Linked DNA regions of Homo sapiens: region 2 is linked to region 1. A link is a loop called in an ENCODE intact Hi-C map of the cell type or tissue named here. Cell type or tissue: heart left ventricle. All regions are shown on one strand. Links, peaks and the distances in the headings refer to the core of each region. The heading gives the core; the rest is flanking DNA.

The links. Peaks named below come from ENCODE experiments on the same cell type or tissue, not always from the same donor. Only the 100,000 strongest peaks of a DNase experiment are listed, where the experiment ranks them.
Region 2: it touches region 1 in a loop (11-fold over the local background); 90 of 110 quality-filtered maps call a loop at or near these places.

The regions. Positions count from the first base shown.
Region 1 is chr5:55,929,929-55,940,946 of GRCh38, reverse strand. It overlaps IL6ST (interleukin 6 cytokine family signal transducer), which reads left to right. Exons shown (of 17, transcript NM_002184.4): 17 at 1-5,852. Among named protein-coding and RNA genes, the nearest start is that of IL6ST, 60 kb to the left of the region's middle. In heart left ventricle, for the core only: CTCF peaks have their summits at 4,461 and 4,662 (motif pointing left); a DNase peak (open chromatin) is centred at 4,656.
Region 2 is chr5:56,195,431-56,206,448 of GRCh38, reverse strand. The region is part of intron 2 of ANKRD55 (ankyrin repeat domain 55); the gene reads left to right. Among named protein-coding and RNA genes, the nearest start is that of ANKRD55, 32 kb to the left of the region's middle. In heart left ventricle, for the core only: CTCF peaks have their summits at 4,927 and 5,138 (motif pointing right); a DNase peak (open chromatin) is centred at 5,177.

The DNA of each region.
Region 1 (11,018 bases), core at 29-8,028:
GAAGTTTCACATGAGCTATTTCCATTCCAGAATATCTGGGATTCTACTTTAAGCACTACATAAACTGACTTTATCCTCAGACTAGCTGAATGATTTTGTGCTGTTTCAGGATGTTTGCACTGAAGAAAAACAGAAAGCTTATCTGAAATTTATAAAACTTTTTGTTTTGCTACATAGAAAACAGAAGGTATTTGAATAATAAGCAGTGATATGCTTAGTGAGCACAGCTATACTGATTTTGATTAGAATAGTCATCAGAGTGGCTTAGGGACAGTTAATATAAAAGAGGAGCAAGGTGTAGACCATCATCTACTTCTGCTAAAATAACTTAAAAAGAGGTCCATAGGCCATAACTACATGAGCCCAGCTTTTGTAATCTGACAAAAAAATGAGGAGCAGCTTCGTGTATATCAGTGTACACGGTATTCCTTAGGTCCCTTCCATTGGTAGTGATGCTGCGAGTTATTACTGGAGAAAAGGAATTCTAGAGCTTTAACTTGGCAGATTAAAAGTACTCATTTTTTATTCATCAATAATTAGTAATCTCACTAGTTTTCAAAAATTTGCATATTATTGACAACCTCTTTGAAGATGCATTTCACAAACTCAACAGAGTGCCATGATAAGAGCTAGGGATCCCCCAAACTATCTCAAGCATCTAAAAAATTGCCATTTTTAAAGGCTTAAATTGTAGTAGTAAAGGGGAAAACAGGAAGTAGTAGTAAAGGGGAAAAAAAACCAATAAAGCATCTAAAAAATTGGCATGTTAAAAGGCTTAAATTGCTAATGTGTGTATATATATATATATATATACACACACATATCATTGACTTTTCTTAAGACTTCAGAGTACTGGGTAGATGAACACTTTATACAGTATATATCTTCAGCTTAAATTTGTTTTGAGTATTTTTTTTATTTTTAAATAAGTAGGCAAAGATTTAAATTTTTTTATTTTTAGTAAATGTTTGAGGCACACTAAGACAACTTGGGCAATATTTGCCAAAACAAAACAGAACCCCAAAAAATGTACATCTTGTTCTTAGCAAATATCATTATTGTAGAGACACTTAATAAAGAGATGGTATTTTAATGTCTGCAGTTCTGAGGTAGGGTGGAACTTAGTTCTACATTGTGATTTAGGAATTTTTAAAACCTTTTTTCTTCAAGGGAGAAGTGACCCAGGCCTCGAGTTTAGTGCTAAAGCCGCTAGTGTACTTATGCTGTCCCCTAACCACCACGTGCGATATGGAAGCAGATGCTAAATATAGGGGTTTTCTTAGAAAGTAAGAGGAAATTAGCAAGCGTTATTAGTGATTGACTACTGCTATCAAGTGAATTCAAAGGAAACAGGTTTTTATGCCATATTTAAGTTACAGAAACCAGGCATGCTTAGAATAGTTTCTAGAGGTTATTGGAGAATAGAAAGCTAAGAAAACTTGGTATACATTTACAATGGAAATATAATTACACTTTTTACTCTCAGAATATTGTTCACATTAGACTTCCTGTTTATCTTTTATATTCTTGCATTTATATAATGCCTCATCCTTTCAAAGTTCTTTCACATATTATATGATCTTCTTTATGAAAAAAATAGATGTTTCATTCTGATATATTCAGTTTCCCACTTTAGGCAAAAGTAGATTAATAGAATGACGAATTCAAAGTAGATGAGGAAAATCAGGCACAGAGAAGTAAAGGTAGGGATAGACCCAAATTTACACAACAAGATAATGACATCTCCAGCTTTTAAGTTGATCATCAAAGGCTGGGCTGGATTTGTCTTGCTGTATGTGTCAGGAAATTTATACCTATTACATTTTCCATTTTCTCAAAATTTAAGTCACATGACTAATATTTAGCTGCAACTTTCCTCATAACAAATAGTGTCATGAAGAATGTTGTAGTGTGAAGTTTGTACATTTCAGGGTCAGATATACAATATGAACTCTTAATCTACAGGAATGAGAATGGAGGATCATTGAAGGCCATGATATAAACAAATTTGCATGTTGAAGCCTGTATAAAACATGGTACAGTGAGTGAATATACCCCCATCCCCAAGAACACTTTATACATATTAAATGGATATATGATTACTGTGCAAAAATTCATTCTGGAAATGAACATATATTTGAGCACTAATATGTAATGTACACCTGCCCTAAGGAGAAAATAAATTATAAAACTTTTTACATTCAAAATTACTTTCCCAAGCATGTCTTAGAATAATCTATGTGTTGATGCATGTAAATTGTACTTTAGGTAGGCAAAGAAATCTGGTTATTTATGTAAAAACTAGTCTAATAAAGTTAGTTAGTGGCTTTATCACTTTAAATCTTTAGTGTCCAAAAGTGGTGTTTAAAGTAATAGCACATCAGAAAACCTTGTCTGGACAAAACTAGTTCACTCACTGCTTCTGCACCTGCAGTTGCTCCCTTTAGGGTTATAAAATAATGACCCAAATGTTACATGTGTTGATATTATAACTTGTCAGTTACTGATGTCTGTGGTATCCTACCCTCATCTCTGAAAGGGATAATACTGAATAATTATTAGAAAACTATAAAACTTCACACTTTGTACCATTAAAACCTAAAATTTTAATCTTGTCCTTTTTTACTATGGATCAGTCGGCACTCGGGAACAGCAGCAAGGAAAAAAAGCAAATTTCATTCACATGTTCTGTGTTCATACCTCTTCTCTACCTAATTGTTCATTTAAATTTCAGCCTTATTCCTTGATAAGGGATTTTACCACATGAAGTCATCCAGTGACCCTAGCTCTTATTGTGAAGTTAGTGGAGTATACTTAGAAATGTTACAACTTTAAAATGTTACAAAACATTCATTAAAGCTCATATTTAAAGTAGAGCATCTAGTTTGAGAAATAGAAATCAATTATTAAAGATGTCTTTTTTCTACCCATTTAACTAGTTAAAACCATGACATGTAAATGTAGAAGTAGAATAATCATAGAATTCCCTAAAATATTTCTGTTTACTAACATATATTGACCAAGTACATCAAGCAGGAGAGATCTTCCTTCATTCTGTTATAGTCCACATCATTCTAATTTTGCTCAGTTGTTATTAAGAGCATATTCCTAAACCATACACTTTTGTTTCAATAAAGTTTTATTTTGTTGAGATGAATAAAATAACAAAGTTATAAGCTGCATAAGACAAAAGTTCAATTGTTCAAAAAAAATTTACTGGGATAGCTTTCTATTACAGGTATTGTTAGATTATATTGTGCTGATAAGATTACTTTCTAAAAAATTTGTACTTTTCTGTAAATTAAAAGAATATGGAGTCATAAAATGGCAAGTGTTTTAGGATTAGCCTAAAATTGGACATTGTCATTGATTTCAAAGAAGGTATGAACTAGCAGTCTTACAGCCTAATTCTTCTTTGGACTGGTCCTTGGCAGCAGTTCCTTTTCAGACTCGATAAACAGAATTCAGATGATGTAAGTCAAAACAAAACTTTACAAAGCCAAGCGTATTATCTTTTGCATTAACCTATTTTTTTCCATCATACATGCTACTAGTATGTGCATTAGCATGATATTCTCATATACATTGCATTAAAAATTAAAAGGTGGCAGCTCAGGGTGAGCTCTTCTGTTGCTCATTTGTTCCTAAATTTTTAAGGGCTTTTTCTCAGTCAATAGTTTGTACAAACTGGTTAGTTTAACTTCATTACCCATTTCATTAAAGTTGATGGGTCGTGTGATGAGATGCATTTAAGGCCGATAGTGATAGATGTTTTTTTTATTTCTTGAACACAGGCTTTGTCTGAATGATGTTCTTTTATCTCTTGAACACAAGCTTTGAATGATAACTACAGGTTTTAAGTGCTGTTACATTAATACCATAATGTGATGTGTTAGAAACAAAGGGATATTTCAAAGGTAGATATTTGAAAATTCTCTAGTCTCAATATGTATGTGTATTGAATATACTCTAAAAATAAATGTGCAATTTGCTAGTAGGACAATGCAGTGACTGACTAGCATTAGGTATGTTTCTTTTATATCCTAGCTATGTCCCACTTTCTTCTAAGTGCAATCCTTTCATGTTCACTTGCTGTTTTACCCCATCTACTCTAACTTCATTTGGAAGGCTTGTCTAGAGTATAGCATGTATTTTTACCTTTGCAGTGAATTGCATGTGCTAATTGTAACCACAGCTATTTTTATGTTGACATAACTCCAAATGTTATATTAAATGTTCTATTATATATTAGCTCTAATCCCTTAAGTAAATTTTAAGAAATAAATACTTGTTCAAATTTTTTTTCTGTATGTGGTTACTATCATCTGACTATGCATATTTGTAACAGCATTTATCATTAGTGGTGTTAGCTAAATAAGCATCTTAGTGTAAATGAGATGCTTCGTGTGGGTTTTGTGACATTTTAAATGACATAATGGAATGTGATTTAAAAGAAAACCAGTACACTATCTTGGTCTTAATAACATAGAATGGAGATGGCAAATTTATCCACTAGTTTTCCAGATTTACTATTTAATAGCTGAGGTCTGAAATCGTAGCATCCTCCCTCCTAGTGGACATTAAAAAAAAAAAAAAAAAAAAAAACCTACTTGGTTGTCAAGAGCCCAAGTATGGAGGTGCTGCGCCATCTTGTGGCCTGTCTGTGCCCACCCTGCACTCTGCTGGAGTCTCCATCCTTGTTGCAGTGAGACTTGAAGTTCAAGATTGATACATGGCATCCTCCTGCTACTTCTTGAGGTTACTAAGTAGTATATGAAACTAATCAGTCAGCAAGTCCACCTGGAAGGAAAAGAAAATCTCAACTATTAATGTGCCTTCACATTGTGATTTTGTCTAAAAAAATGTAGTGAGTCAAAAAACCCACAAGCCAGCCAACAGTAACTCCTTCACATATATACCAGAGTTTATAGAAATAACATGTCAGCTTTGGGCTATGTGCTCCTTTGTTTAAAATCTTCTATTTGGTTATGGCTTGTATAGGCTCAAGCCTGATTTCTTTAAGGTGTGGTGGCTCATCTTATCCTAATGTGTATGATAGATACAGTCCATCCTGCTTTGGAAAAGATTATGTAACTCCTTGAGAGCATACTCTTTCTCTAGCCCAAAGGCAGTGAGAGAGTTTTCTTGTTCAGGATTGCTTAACTTTCCATTTAAGCTTTTTCTTTTTAAATTAATACAAACTTCTACACTTTCAAAATACGAAATATATTACAACTGCGTATAGGCTCTTCCATACTTAAGTCCAGTGCTTGGGCAAGTTAATGGAGTGAAAGACTACAAGCAAAGAGGAACTGAGGTAGAAAAAGAAGAATGTGTGAAAGCAGCAGGAAGCTCAGCCAACTCGAAAGCAGGGTGAACAGCTTGAGTCCTGTTGCTGCTGATCGGGGTTGGCTCTTGGACAACTTAGTAAGATCATGGAAAGGCTGCTTGGGTTCTCCATAGAAAAGTTCTGTCTCCATCAAGGGAGGAAAATGTACCTTTCAACTCAAAATTCAATATTTGTTTTTAAATATAGCTATTTTCCCCAACCGCTAAAGATTTTCAACAGATACGAAGCCAGAGCTTAGTTTTAGAAACCTGTGGACATTCAAACCTGATTCTTTATTCCCTGTGACTATGGTTATGTCATTTTACATGTCAAAAAAGTGTATCTAGAATTGTCATTTCTTATTTTTGAGCTTTTTTTAGTGAGAATTATCCCCTCACTTAAATGGCTTTTTATTTAAACATCTGTGCATTCTGTATGAAATTGTAGTCTTTCTGGGATAACATGGTGAGCTATATGGTGGTAATCCACACACACAAAAATAAAAGCCAAAAAAAAACCAAAACCCTCAGGTAAAGTATTTCTCTTTCTTCAACTGTCTCATTAGCCCTGGCTGTGGATGGTCTTTCTGAGACAGGCTAGCCAGAGTAATTCAACGGCCACAAGTGGTTTCTCCCCCAGAGTGCTGGTTCAAACTCTGAATGAGACCAGCCTGTTGATTAGAAATCTAATACCTCAGTCCAGGCCTACTTTCCTAGAACAATCTTCACTTAGTAACAGGTCCAAGACACAACTATTAAGTATACATCTGGGTCCCTTCCCCGTAGGAAAAGGTTTTCCCTGCAGTCTTGCCTGTAGTCAGAAGCAGCCTGTTGACTAATGATAGCTTTTAAATGAATTTATAGAAAATTCTTGGAAATAGGCTCTATAAGCTTTATGAGAGGGATAATGCTTTTAAAGGAATGGCATGAAGGGGAATATTTAAATAAAAAGGCACTGAGATTCTGACAATAGAAACCATAATTCTGCATAAGCGTTCTGAGAATGAAAAGTCAGCCACTCTTCAGGTCAAAGTCAGTGTGGATTTTGCCAGTTGTTCAATCTAGACATACGAACACCAGGGCTACCCAGCCAGCATCAGTGCCTAGGAAAGGACCTCCAAGAAACTTTTAACTGCCACGGTCAGAATCGAGACTAGACATTGCTGCTGGGGGTGAGGGGCCGCTCCTCTTCAAATGAACCGGCAGACCTTTCTGATCACCTGCTGGGGGCCACATGCCGGAGCAGGGTGTCCAAAGGTGAGCAAATATATGCCATCTATGAAGTGTTTACTGTGGGTTATGAAATCCTAGAAACTTATGAGGTAAATACCAGCACCATTTACAAATGCAGCCTCCAAGAGGTTGAATAACTTGCCCGGGGTCATGTGGTTGACAAACAGTGGAGTTCCAACTCCAACCTGATCCAAAGTCCGCATTCTTTGATGTGTACACCAATTGTACCCAACCACTTAAGCAAAATTCTTGATGACGTCATGCCCAGGCTAGCTTAAGGAGAATGCACACCTGCTTCCCAGGCCCTTCAAACTCTTCTGAGTTTCTCTTCCCCTCATCTCCCTCCCCACCACCCTTATTTGTGAATATGGGGCACCTTGTGCCCTCAAGCAGCCCCCTGCAATTGCCTACCTTGAAGTGTCCTAACTGAGCCTCGAGCCCAGAGCAGTACTTCTCCTTATGCCCTCAAGGTTTACTCCGAGGCTGGCTCCCCACCCCTACTAGCACATACATTTGCTCTGACCCTATAGAGCAACCCCTGCAAAAGAGGTCAATGTGTCCCACTTTCCTGAGAATGCACCCTCACACGACCCCTGGAGTCTCATTCTTTTGGCCAAAGAAAGACTCCTCTAATGGTGGAATCTAGCCCATGGCAACTAGTGACAGGAGGATCTCCGGCAGGGGCTTTTCCTGGGTGCTCAGACCACGGTCCTACCCCAGGTGGTTCTGTCCACAGACTTCCCCGGGCCCGCTGCCTAGCGCGAGCACCCGTTCCAGCCTGCCTCACCTTCACGGTGCCGCCAGCCACTCCTCTCCATCTCCTGCCACTCCCAGAGGGGCTGCCTGCTGCTGCCCCGCTGTGCTGACCTCATTCCCCACATTTGCTTTCTGTCCTTTTGGGGCCTCGCTGGACCTTTCCAACCCCCCAGCTGCACACTTTATAGTTTCCAGAACATACTGAGTTTCTTCTAACCTAGCCCATGCACATGATTTCCTCCCCTAGAATGTTCTCCAGTCCCCAGTCCCTGTTAAGCTGGGAAATTCTTACTGGTTCACCAAAAATCAACTCAAATAGATACCCTCTTGAGGGAAATCTTCCATTCTTCTCTCTCCTTCCCCCTGAGTTAAGGGCCTTCTATATCCTGGCACCTACTGCTGGGCCTCTGGAGAGAGGGCCCCAGCTCAGTCCTCTCCTGGCCCAGCATAGTGCTCGGTGTTTGGCAGAGCTTGCTTATATGAACAGGTAAGTGGGTGAATAAACAAGTTATTTTTAATTTTAAAAAATGTTTAAAATGTGTCTCAGGTTTCTTCTAATCCAGAGTTGCACAGTGCCATAGGCAGTCAGGAATCTGCCTCCTTCGCATCTCAAACCTGGGATCATTTCCTGATTCCCATCCCACCCTGGCTACAGGCAAGAGCTTCCCCCAACCAAGAGAGAGAGAGTCTTGCTCTGTTGCCCAGGCTCAAGCAATCCTCCCACCTCAGCCTCTCAAGTAGCTCAGACTACAGGCAGCACTGCCATGCCCGGCTAATTTTTCTTTTTTCTTTTTTGTAGACACGGGCTCACTTTGTTGGCCAGGCTGGTCTCAAATGCCTGGCTTCAAGCTATCTTCCATCCTTGGCCTTCCAAAGTGCTGTGATTACATCTCTGAACCACCGTGCCTTGGCAAGAGCTTTCATTTGAAGCAAAATATATACTCAATCCAAAAGCAAAAATTTAGAGAAAATTAAAGTCAGATGGATCCTTATTAAATCATTTTATCCAAACTCCTCATCCTGGACGAGGAAAATGAGGTCCAGAGAAGAGGGGCCAGCAAACTTTCCAACAGCACAGGAGAAAACGCTGGGTTTGTGGGTTATAAAAGGACGGCCCTGCCCTTTGGGAAGTTACTGTCTAGTGAGGAAGACGGAGTGAACCAGGATCAGGCTCCGCCTTAAGAACACATCAGAAAGTGCAAGTAGGCTCAGGCCCTACAAACCAGGCTACGACCAACCCCTGGCCAAACACCAGGCAGCTCCCAGTATAAAACAATCCCCCAATTCCTCAACGAGAAGATCCCAAGAAAAGTTTTTGGACAGCTTAACTGTGTGAGCTTTACAGATGTTGATTAAATAGTCAGATGTCTGCCTATGATCCATATTTTAAATAAGATGATGTGGAACAATGCAGAAATATAGAATTGATTTTGTTCACTCGTACTTTATGAAGATAGTTCCATGCAACTCTTCACTTGCAATTGGACACTGAGGTCCTTCCTCGTCATTACCAGATCCCCTTTGTGAATCATAGGCACAGGTTTTGGGAGCTCGTTCCTAACATTTCCATCTAGTTGTGTGAGAGACAGCAGACAATGCTGTCGTGGAAAACAGTATTCAAGCCTTAAGTATCCACTTTTATCTTAAGAGACTTTCCCCCCATCCCAGTAATGTAACCTGTTACCATTTTGCTTTTTAAAATGGTCTTTAAAAAACTTTACACTGAAATCTAACCTAGTTAATATTGAGATCATATCCCAGGAATAATGACTAAATCCCTTGTCTCCTTTTATGCCAGTTCCTTCTGGTGATCTCCGTGTGATTCTCAAAATTAAAAATTAACATTGGATGAGGTCATTTTAGTGAATGGGTCTTTCGCAAACAGAACTTTTGTGTTTAAATAACGAAGAGAGGCCAAGCACAGAGGCTCACGCCTGTAATCCCAGCACTTTCGGAGGCCAAAGTGGGCAGATCACTTGAGGTCAGGAATTTGAGACCAGCCTGGCCAACATGGTGAAACCCCGTCTCTACTAAAAATACAAGAATTAGCCTGGCGTGGTGGTGCGGCACCTGTAATCCCAGCTACTTGGGTGCCTGAGGCAGGAGAATCACTTGAACCCGGGAGGCGGAGGCTGCAGTGAGCCAAGGTCATGCCACTGCACTCCAGCCTGGGTGACAGGGCGAGAATCTGTCTCAGAAAAATAATAAATAAATAAATAAGAAGAGAGAAACTGTGATATGAGAAACTTTGTAAGTACTTTACTAAAGCACTCCCTCTTTTTTGGGGAAAGATTTTTCAGAAAACATTTTATGTTCGGGCAAAAAGCTGTGCTCATCGGGATGCCTTCCTGGAGGAAAAGCATCTTCTGTAGAATTTTGTCGTGCAGGCATGAGCTGGTGACCAGGAGAGCCAGCAGTGTGCACAAACTGTTTTCAAATCAATGTTGCCTCAGTTCTCTGGGTCAGACTAAACTATAATTCTTATTGTTACAATGAGACTTGTATTTCAGGACTGGCCGGAAGAATTTTTGTTGACCCCTCTGAGCAACATCTAGATATTCCCTGCCCTCTTTCCAGCCCTTTGCCAAAGATGTGACTTCAAGCAAGGAGGACCCCTCAGTCCTCATATCTCCATCAGCCCCAGCAGGGACACAGATGGATTTATCTACAACCCATGCTCAAGTGCTCGTGGGGAGGTAATCTTACACTTTTTCTACTCCCAGGACAGAAAGGAATGCCCAAGGTGGCACCTAATCATACACCTCTGACCTTGAGGCAGGTTCAAAAGAGACGTCTAATCACCACCGTGTTTTTGAAACACAATCTCATGCTGTGGCCCAGGCTGGAGTGCAGTTATGCGCTCTTAGGTAACTGCAACCTCGAATTCATGGGCTGGAGCAATCCTCCTGCCTCAGCCCCCAAAGCAACTGGGATGACAGACGTGTGCCACCAGACCTGGCTAATTTTTTAAAAAAAGTTTTGTAGGGATGGAGTGTCACTATGTTGCCCAGGCTAGCCTCAACATCCTGGCCTCAAGTGATGCTCCTGCCTTGGCCTCCCAAAGTGCTGAGATTACAGTTGTGAGCCACTGTGCCAGTCCAACCACAACATTTTTACTACATTTAAGGCAACATCAAACAGGTTTCTGTCTTCTCCAATAGAGTCATGTGTGAATGTAAGCCAGCCCCATTTCCAAACAAGGAGGCTTTCTTCGTGCAGATAATTCTGCAGGTGTCAGATTTTCTACTGATTCCATGCTAAATGAAAGGTCACAATCTGGTGATGTCAAAGGGCCTCCCGTAGCAGAGAGAAGAGTAAGAAACACAGTGGGTGAGATAAGAGAGGTACCCAGGGCACACAGTCATGGGAGGTACTTGGTGCCCTTGCGTGACCCCGAAAGTGAGCACCTCCTTCTGTTGGGAGCCCTAGACTTGCCCCAGTCCAGGCCCTGCTTGGTGATGATGTCACCAGCTGGGGAGCTGGGCTTTCCGTCATTCATCCCATGAGATGGGGACTATTCTAGTTCTTTCTTGTCTTTGAGATTATTGTAACACCTACTTGAGGAATGGACAAGAGAGGGTAAGCCTGAGACAGGACACTACTCAGGAGCACTTTTCTCATCAGGGTGAAGTCTGAAGGGGGCTGAGGCCAGGAGAAAAATAGGAAAGCAAAGCCAGCTCAGGAGCAGCGCGGCCAGACGT
Region 2 (11,018 bases), core at 1,583-9,582, 260 kb before region 1:
TCACTTTTGAGTTTATATTTTCTTCTTATCTGTGTTTTCATAATTTTTGTAATCCAGTCATTCGGGAACTACTGCCAATCTATGACTGTACGGAAAGCATACTCATACACTTTAAAGGGTCAGTAAAATTTTTAAGGCAATTTTAAGAAGGAATGTGGAAATGCATCATTGAGGCCAGAAGCGGTGGCTCATGCTTGTAATCCCAGCATTTTAGGAGGCTGAGGGAGGAAAATCACTTGAGCCCAGGAGTTTGAGACCAGCCTGGCCAACATGGTGAAGCCCCATGTCTACTAAAAATACAAAAAATTAACCAGTCGTGGTGGTGCACATCTGTAGTCCCAGCTACTCGGGAGGCTGAGGTAGGAGGGTCATCTGAGCCCAGGAAGTTGAGGCTGCGGTGAACTGTGATTGCACCACTAAACTCCAGCCTGGGCGATGGGAGTCAGACTCTGTCTCCAGGAAAAAAAAAAAAAACAAGAAAGAAAGAAAAAAAAATGCATCAGTGATGAAGAAAAAACAGAGTTCAGAAAAGGAAGGCACCCCTGGGAGACCAGCTGACAGAATGCAGCCACTACAGGGTGTCAGGGATAACTCAAAGCTCAGGGACTGCAGGGCAATAGACTTGTTCAGTCTCTGACATTTGAGCCAGCCACCCAAATTACACTTGTTTTCTTAAACTATTTTCAGGAGACCAAGGCACTAGGGGCAGTTTTATAAGTGGGCACAGTAGAGGGCCACAAGGAGGGTGCCTTTTAAAAGATCCAAGGAAGACCCCCTTCTCCAAATCTCCCCCAGCCCAAGATTCACTGTTTGGTTCTCCACAGATGCTAGCTAGACATGCAGAATATCAATCATGAAAGGAAACTTAGAGATCAACCTTCTACTCAATACAGCTGTCTCCTCAAGAACACTGCCAAGATGGGTTTGGTCAGAACCTGCTTAAACACAGATAGTGATAAGGAGCGCACTAGCTTGTGAGGTAATTGCCTCTGTATCTGAACAGCTCTAGTCATTCAAAAGTCTTATTAATTCCAACTTCTACCCACCAGAACTAGTTCTTCCCTGTGGATTTACAGAAAACAAGTCTAGCCCAGGTGCAGTGGCTCACACCTATAATCCTAGCACTTTGGGAGGCTGAGGCAGGTGGATCACTTGAGGTCAAGAGTTCAAGACCAGCCTGACCAATATGGTGAAACCCCATCTCTACTAAAAATACAAAAATTAGCTGGGCATGGTGGCAGGCACCTGTAATCCCAACTACTCAGGAGGCTGAGGCAGGAGAATGGTTCGGACCCAGGAAGCGGAGCTTGCAGTGAGCCAAGATCATGCCAATGCACTCCATCCTGGGCAACAGAGTGAGACTCTGTCTCAAAAGAAAAAAAAAGAAAGAAAAGAAAACAAGTCTAAACTCTCTTCCAGCTTTTTCAAAATTGAAAACAGCTATCATGTTCAACTGAACATGAACATTCTGCTCTGCTCCAGACTAAACAAACCAATTCCTCATTTTCCAGAGTTGGCAGTTAAAATGGCAAATGCCTGACTCCAACACCTGCCATTCCTGGAAAGTGAGAGGTAGGTGGAGTCATGTATTTGATTCAGAAGAAAGTAAGGAAGATTGGAGGAAGGATGGTTTCATAACAACACTTAACTTACTTTTCAATTTCCAAAAGCCAGCAAGGCTAGCATAATCCTTCATAAAATTAAAGATTTCTACCTACCTGTATTAGTCCATTCTCATGCTGCTACAAAAAAACTACCCAAGACTGGGTAATTTATAAAGGAAAGAGGTTTAATTGACTCACAGGTCTGCAGTGTCGGGGAGGCCTCAGGAAACTTACAATCATGGCAGAAGAAGCAGCAAATGCATCCTTCTTCACATGGCAGCAGGAAGGAGAAGTGCCAAGCAAAGGGGGAAAATCCCCTTATAAAACCTTCCTTACACCTTATACAAAAATTAATTCAAGATGGATTAAAGAATTATATGTTAGACTTAAAACTATGAAAACCCTAGAAGAAAACCTAGGCGATACCATTCAGGACATAGGCATGGGCAAGGACTTCATGTCTAAAACACCAAAAGCTATGGCAACAAAAGCCAAAATTGACAAATGGGATCTAATTAAACTAAAGAACTTCTGCACAGCAAAAGAAACTACCATCAGAGTGAACAGGCAACCTACAAAATGGGAGAAAATTTTTGCAATCTACTCATCTGACAAAGGGCTAATATCCAGAATCTACAATGAACTCAAACAAATTTACAAGAAAAAAGCAACCCCACCAAAAAGTGGGCAAAAGATATGAACAGACACTTCTCAAAAGAAGACATTTATGCAGTCAAAAAACATGAAAAAATGCTCATCATCACTGGCCATCAGAGAAATGCAAATCAAAACCACAATGAGATACCATCTCACACCAGTTAGAACAGCAATCATTAAAAAAACACAACAGGTGCTGGAGAGGATGTGGAGAAATAGGAACACTTTTACACTGTTGGTGGGACTGTAAACTAGTTCAACCATTGTGGAAGTCAGTGTGGCGATTCCTCAGGGATCTAGAACTAGAAATACCATTTGACCCAGCCATCCCATTACTGGGTATATACCCAAAGGACTATAAATCATGCTGCTATAAAGACACATGCACACATATGTTCATTGTGACAGTATTCACAATAGCAAAGACTTGGAACCAACCCAAAGGTCCAACAATAATAGACTGGATTAAGAAAATGTGGCACATATACACCATGGAATACTATGCAGCCATAAAAAATGATGAGTTCATGTCCTTTGTAGGGACATGGATGAAGCTGGAAACCATCATTCTCAGCAAACTATCGAAAGGACAAAAAACCAAACACCGCATGTTCTCACTCATAGGTGGGAATTGAACAATGAGAACACATGGACACAGGGGAAGGGGAACATCACACACCGGGGACTGTTGTGGGGAGGGATAGCATTAGGAGATATACCTAATGCTAAATGACAAGTTAATGGGTGCAGCACAACAACATGGCACATGTATACATATGTAACTAACCTGCATGTTGTGCACATGTACCCTAAAACTTAAAGTATAATAATAATAAAATTAAATTAAATTTTAAAAAAACCATCAGATCTCATGAGAACTCACTATTATGAGAACAGCAGCATGGGGGAACCACCCCTATGATCTAATCACCTCCCACGAGGTCCCTCCGCCAACATGTAGGGATTACAATTCGGATTACAATTCAAGATGAGATTTGGGTGGGAACACAGAGCCAGACCATATCACTGCCTAATTACCAAAGTATTTCTTGACATAATATTTTAACATCAGAAAAGTTTCCACAAAACCCCAGTGGGTGAGAAAGCCCATCTGAGCAGAACATGTGTACTAAATTAATCAGTAAATGTGTATATTGCCTCCATCCTAAAGGCCCCATACATAAAGATTAAGATATTTTTAAGAATTAATATTATTAAAATAAAGATGCATTCTATTAAAGTGCATTCTAAGAGGCATCTTTACTGAATTTCAACACAGAAACACTCCTTAAAACAGAAAATTCCATTCCCCAGGTCCTCTTCATGCAGGAGAGATGCTCAACATGAAATGCCATTCACAGCTCAGAAAACCTACCCCCGCAAGAGCACAGAGATGCTAACATTCAAAGAAACACAACATGTGTTGCATCACAAATTTGGTTAGGAAGAAAGATCTGATTGCAGTCAGATATTTACTCTTGAGATAATATTGTTGCAAGACTTCCTCCCCACAGAATGAAATCTCTTCTTTTCCACTCCCACGGTATGAAGGTCACTTTGCATGTTTGTTCCCTCAACTGGTACATGTGGAAAGTTCGGAGCTATTTTTCCCTTTAAAATGTTAGAAAGAAACTCTCTTCTTCTCATATGACTGACACTTTCTAAAACACTCTTATCATCTCAGGAAATACACCCTGAGGGACTGGAGAAGACATGAGAAATGGTAAAAATGTTTCTGCTCACAAAATTACTACAGCCTGCTGCACAAGGCAAAGGGTCTCGTTTAAGAGCAAGGAGACACAAGTGCCTATCAATGTCAAAGTAGTAATTTGGATAATAATAACAACAGGCACACTTTGTTTTTTTTTTTCTTTAACTTTCATTTTAAGTTCAAGGGTACATGTGTAGGATGTGCAGGTTTGTTACATAGGTAAATGTGTGCCATGGTTGTTTGCTGCACAGATAATCCCATCACCTAAATATTAAGCTCGGCATCTATTAGCTCTTCTTCCTGATGCTCCCCCTCTCCCCACACCACCCCCTCTGACAGGCTCCAGTGTGTGTTGTTCCTCTCCATGTGTCCATGTGTTCTCATCATTCAGTTCCCACTTATCAGTGAGAACACGTGGTGTTTGGTTTTCTGTTCCTGCATTAGTTTGCTGAGGATAATGGCTTCCAACTCCATCCATGTCCCTGCAAAGGACATGACCTCGTTCTTTTTTATTGCTGCATAGTATTCCATGGTGCATATGTATCACATTTTCTCTATCCAGTTTATCACTGATGGGCATTTAGGTTGATTCCATGTTTTTGCTAACAGTGAATAGTGCTGCTATTGTGATATGCATGCAAGTATCTTTATAATAGAATGATTTATATTCCTTGGGGTATATACCTAGTAATGGGATTGCTGGGTCAAATGGTATTTCTGCCTCTTGGTCTTTGAGGAATCACCCCACTAATTAACACACTTTGAATATTTACTCTGGGCCAGGCACTGCTTTAAGCACTTCATATGAATTAATTCATTTAGCTCTCAGAACAGCCCTAAGGGGGAGGCACTATTCTTATCCATTTGGCAAGTGAAGAACGGACATAGAGATGTTAAGCAACTTGCCTAAGGTCACATAGCTAGCAGGTAAGTGGCAGTGCCAGAATCAGACTCTAGAGGTGAGGCCCCAGAGCTTGTGCTCTTACCATTTTTCTATATGTATGCTTTGTGTCACCTGATATATTTGAAAAAAGTCACATGAGACTAATTTTGTTTCAATGCCAGCCAGCTGTATCAATGACCTTTAACTTGTTCTTGCATGGCCAAAGAGTTCCAGATTGACTCAGGGCCCAGGTGAAGGTCCACAGAGACTCTTTATTACCAGTGGGTGGCAATGTTGTCCCATGAAGCCATCGTGGTGCAGTGTAAGGCCTGGCATGCTCCTTAAAGGTGGAAAGACGCCACTTTGTGGATAGGTCATTCTGGGTACCCCTAAGAATGCAGTTTCTTCAAAGCATTCAGGATAATCCCGCAGGGGGAGAGAGGGAATTAGAGGAATGCCCAGGAAACTGTTCATTGAAGTGATTCTTCCCGTCCTGCCATAATATCTCCAGTATGTCTCAATCATAAATAAGACATTTGTCTTCCCACTAGGGCATGTCTTTCTTAGGGACAGAAACTCTGTAGCCTTTGTAACTACAATTTTACTAGCATATGGTAGATGAGTAAATGGATGAATGAGTTCTTCAGAGGCAATCAATTCTATTTCAAGGAACAATCTAAGAAAGAGCTTCAGAGTCCTCTGTGGTTGTCCAAAATGAATCCAGACATCATTGGTGACCCTAGGATGTGTTTAGTCACCCAAGAATCCTCAGAATAGAATAAACCAAAGAAAGCCTCCCCAAATTACCCTGGTCTGAGCTCTTGAAATTGCAATACCCAATGTGCCCTTCCACTGACCTGGCCCTTTTGCAAAAGGGTCACAGCTTAGGCAGAACAAATGTCAAGCTAACTTCTGGGTAATTTCAACAAAATGGGCCCAGTAACCGATGCAGTCAAGGGCTTTCCCAAAGAGCTCCATAATAACCCAAGGACAGAGCCACCATATGAAGCTCTAAAAAAGGAACTTTTTGTAAAACTTGAGATACTCTAAGGAAGGTCCTCTAATCTAAAACATTTTTAATAGCCTATTACGTGTCTGACATACCAGTATTAATGCTAAGCCCTTGACATTGGATAATTTATGATACATCCAGAAATCAGTTAGGTTTTTTGACCATGAAAAATGAAGGAAAGAAATGATCTTAAGGCTGTCTATTCTTCCAATTTTTAGGTAAAAATTAATAAAAATTAAAATACATACCTATGTCTTTTTTAAAAAAAAACCTACTAGAGTATTTATAAAGGTCAGAATTAGCAAAATACATACTTTTTTCTTTTTTAGGATGTTATCAAACAGCAAGGACTTGCTTTCTTAGTTATAGATATGCTAGGCTCTGTGTACCCCCTTAGTATTAGTTTATTAAAGCTAGTAAGCCTGAATTTGGTTTATTCTGACAGGTATAAAAGAACATAAATTCATTATAGAGAATTTGAAAAATATAGAAAGTTCTGAAGAATATCCAAGAGATTATCTCTATAGACTTTTTGATGCACGTTCTTCCAGGCTTTTACGGACTTTTACACATTTCATATATATACATATTACAATTAAAACACAATTGTAGAGATGCTGTGTTGCTCAGGCTGGTCTCCAACTACTGGTCTCAAGTGATCCTCTCACCTCGGCCTCTTTTTTTTTTTTTTGAGACAGAGTCTCACTCTGTCACCCAGGCTGGAGTGTAGTGGTGCGATCTCGGCTCACTGCAAGCTCCACCACCCGGGTTCATGCCATTCTCCTGCCTCAGCCTCCCAAGTAGCTGGGACTACAGGCGCCCGCCACCACGCCCAGCTAATTTTTTTGTACTTTTAGTAGAGACAGGGTTTCACCGTGTTAGCCAGGATGGTCTCGATCTCCTGACCTTGTGATCCGCCCACCTCGGCCTCCCAAAGTGCTGGGATTACAGGCGTGAGCCACCAAACCAAGCCACACCCAAGTTTTTTTTTTTTTTTAACTTTGAACATGGTAATTTATCTTATGCATTATTTAAATCAACTGTTTAAAAATGTTCAAAAGCCACTTTAAGAAACATTTAAAAATACATTTTTCTGACTTAATGGTGATCACTTAAAATAAGCAAGTCACCAGACATTTTTAAACCATTCATAACACCATTACCTTAAATAATTGTTAGATTCCAAAACACAAACATTCACTATGTAGTACAACACACTGCTCAGCAGTAAGATTAGTTTCCCTCTGATAAAATACTTCATGTAGGTTATTAATTTGCCGGGCCCTGCAAAGTTATTAAAATTTAACTAATATAAACTGAAAACTAGAGAGGTAAGGGAATTGAAATAGAGCACAATTCAACCCTAAAACTTTAGAGCTGGTTTCTCTAAAGAGAATTTGTAAAATTCCTTATTCCACCCTTTGTTAAAGTTTTTATTTCAACTCTTAGATATAAACACGTGTTTGGGTTTTTTTGGGTTTGTTTGTTTGTTTGTTTGTTTTGAGACAGAGTCTCACTCTGTCGTCCAGGCTGGAGTGCAGTGGCGCGATCTCGGCTCACTGCAAGCTCTGCCACCCGGCTTCACACCATTCTCCTGCCTCAGCCTCCTGAGTAGCTGGGACTACAGGCGCCCGCCACCACGCCCGGCTAAATTTTTTGTATTTTTAGTAGAGACGGGGTTTCACCATGTTAGCCAGGTTGGTCTTGATCTCCTGACCTCGTGATCCGCCTGCCTCGGCCTCCCAAAGTGCTGGGATTACAGGTGTGAGCCACCGCTGCCCAGCCCCTAAACACGTGTTTTTAAATCAACAGAGGTAACATTAACATTTAGCATAGGATCTATCACAGGTTGTCTCCCAGATTGCTTCAGTATGTTTCTGTCAGGCCTACTATAAAGAAGAAAAACAAAGCAAATGGGTTTTGGTTTTTTTTGTTTTTGAGAAAAGGGTGAGTGGAAGAATCCAAATAACTTTACTTCCTTTAATAATTGTAGATGTGGCTAGGCGCGGTGGCTCACGCCTATAATCCCAGCACTTTGGGAGGCTGAGGCAGGCGGATCACCTGAGGTTGGGAGTTCAAGACCAGCCTGACCAACATGGTGAAACCCCGTCTCTACTAAAACTACAAAATGAGCTGGGCGTGGTGGTGCATGCCTGTAACCCCAGCTACTCGGGAGGCTGAGGAAGGAGAATTGCTTGAACCCAGGAGGCAGAGGTTGCGGTGAGCCAAGATCACGCCTGGGTAACAAGAGCGAAACTCCGTCTCAAAAAAAGAAAAAAAAACAGTAATAATAATAATTGTAGATGCAGAATTAATTTAAAATTCTAGATTTTTAAGTAGGGCAACTATCTTGAGAGCCAGCAGGCATTATTCTTAGACTTTTACTTTCAATCTCATAGGGAAACCCAGTTCGTAGGTTTAAAATTTTCAATTAAGTAATAAAAATTTTAGTCACTATTAACAGCCAAATTAACCCTTTGAAGGCAGCATTTAAGAGTAACTAGAAAATGGGAATTAGTAATAAAACAAATAAAGAAGGGCAATAAATACAAAGCAGAAACTGTCAAAGAATAATAGTCTAATGAACTGAAAACAAATGGAGAATAAAATGCTAGATATAATTTAATCAATCAAGGGATTCTTTCAAGTACAAAAGTGCATCAGCCTGCTAATAACTATGGTTTGACAGTCTCAAAGAAGTGAAAAATTAATACTCAAGAAAACAATTGTGAAAATAACCAGTTAGCAAATTTAATGCTCAAATCCAATTCCATATTCAAATAATATTAAAAGCCGATCAGTGGTTTATTTTCGTATCTCATTACAGTAAGAAAAACTCCTCTGAAATTTATGATATTTGAAAACAAACTGCGACAAAAATTGGCTTTATCTATGAACTTTCCACTAGAAAATATAAGCATACCATCATTAGAGAACATAAGACATCAAAAGCCTTATGTTTTAAAACCATACTAAAATAATTTATCTAAATAACGAAGATCTTAATCTAAAAGATAGTGAATACATCATCATCATGAAATCTGGTTTTATGTGCTCTATGAAATACTTGGAGAATTGTTTTTGTTTTTGCTTTATTAGGTCACACAAAACAGAATGAATTGGCAGAAAAGTGCTCTGTATGTTATAAAATAGCATTTACTACTTCAATTTAAATTGTTTTTACTAACAATTGTAGACCTTTTTGATGACACTGATTTTATGTATGCTTTTAATAAATTTTGTACTTATTAGTACTTAATGAACCCTTCCTGCCTCAATATAAAATTACTAAACTTGGAGAATTACAGATTTTATCGTGGACCCTGATATTAGTCACTTTGGAGAAGCTACAAATTTGGCCAAAATGAAGGATCCAATGACCCTTTAAATTATCTTTATTTTATATTTAATATTATGTGATCCTGGACTACACTGATTTAAAACATGCTTTTTGAAAAATGTCTTAATAATGGGGCAGTAATCTTCAGTGTGCTTCAAACACTATTTGCACCAAAATCATGTAGGTATTGGCAGTGGTTCTCAAACTAGGATAACAAAGACACCTGCAGAGTTTGCTTAAACACAACTGCTGGCCCCTGCCCCTGCTCCTAGAGTATCTGATTTAGTAGATCTGAGATGGGGCCCTGAGAGAGGTTGCATTTCCAACAGGTTCCCAGGTGATGTTGATGCTGTTTGTTGGGACCACACTTTTGACAATCACTGTCCTAGGGTATTTGGTAAGAATGCATATACTCTTGGGCCCCATGCTTAAGTTAGAATTTCTGAGACTGGGGTCTGCAGATCAGCATTTTAACAACATCCTAGGCAAGTATGCTAACCACAGTTTAAGAATCACTATGATAACTTGGCTGGGTTAATTTGGGTATTACTGGCCAATGTATCAGATGTCATATATCATATAAATAAAAATGGAAATAATGCTAAATGACTAACTCCAAGCCTGATACAGTTCAAATGAACACACACGGTTTGAATATAAATCCTGCCTCTGTTACTTACTAGCCTTGTGAAAGTGGCAAAGTTACTTTAATTCTCCAGGCCTCAGTTTCCTTATCTATAACATGGGAATAACACCCAAATTTTGAGCATTAACACTATTATACACAGATTATCTAAGCACAATAGTTAGCACACAGTAGGCACTCGATAAATACTAGCTATTACTTATTAAGAAATGTATGAAATATTTCCTTCAGTATCTGGTCAAAGCAAATTTTTTATTCACTTAAATGCAATAGCTACACTCCAAGGTAATAGAATAATAATACAATCTTCTATTTATTGCTCCCTTATTCTGGGACAGACAGTGTTCTAAGAACCTTACATTTATTTAATCCTCACAAAAATCCTGTGAGGTAGGTAGTATTATCATCCCTAATTTACAGATGAGAAAATTGAGACACGGAAATATTAAATAAAATTGCTCAAGGTTACAAAAACAGTAAGTGTTGGAGCAAGAATTTAAACCCAAGCAAGTCTGACTCTAGAGCCCAGGATTCATGACAACATTCATTTCCTATGAGCAAATCTTAAGGTTTTTGGATATTTATAGTAAACCATTTATACTTCTAGTCAAGTAACACATATGAAAATTCATGTCCACACTATGGTAAAGAGTTGTTCAAAGAATAAAATGAATGCCTTGAAATTTTGGCAGATGATACTACCATGATAATAGGTAAAAATTGGTGCATGTTTTCACTATGTGGGCAGAGTAATCCATGGTTAGCCAATGAAATGAACATCCTCTCAAATAAACCATTCAAAGAGTCATGATTTTGACATGTTTTGGCACAATAAATAGAAATTATTTAGCTAGCCAGGCGCTGTGGCTCATACCTGTAATCCCAGCACTTTGGGAGGCGGAGATGGGTAGATCACCTGAGGTCAGGAGTTCAAGACCAGCCTGGCCAACATGGCAAAACCCCATCTCTACTAAAAATACAAAAATTGGCTGGGCATGGTGGCACACGCCTGTAATCCCAGCTACTCGGGAGGCTGAGGCAGGAGAATCGCTTGAACCTGGGAGGCAGAAGTTGCAGTGAGCCGAGATCGCGACACTGCACTCCAGCCTGGGGGACAGAGTGAGACTCTGTCTCCAAAAAAAGAAATTGTTTAGCTAAACAGCAG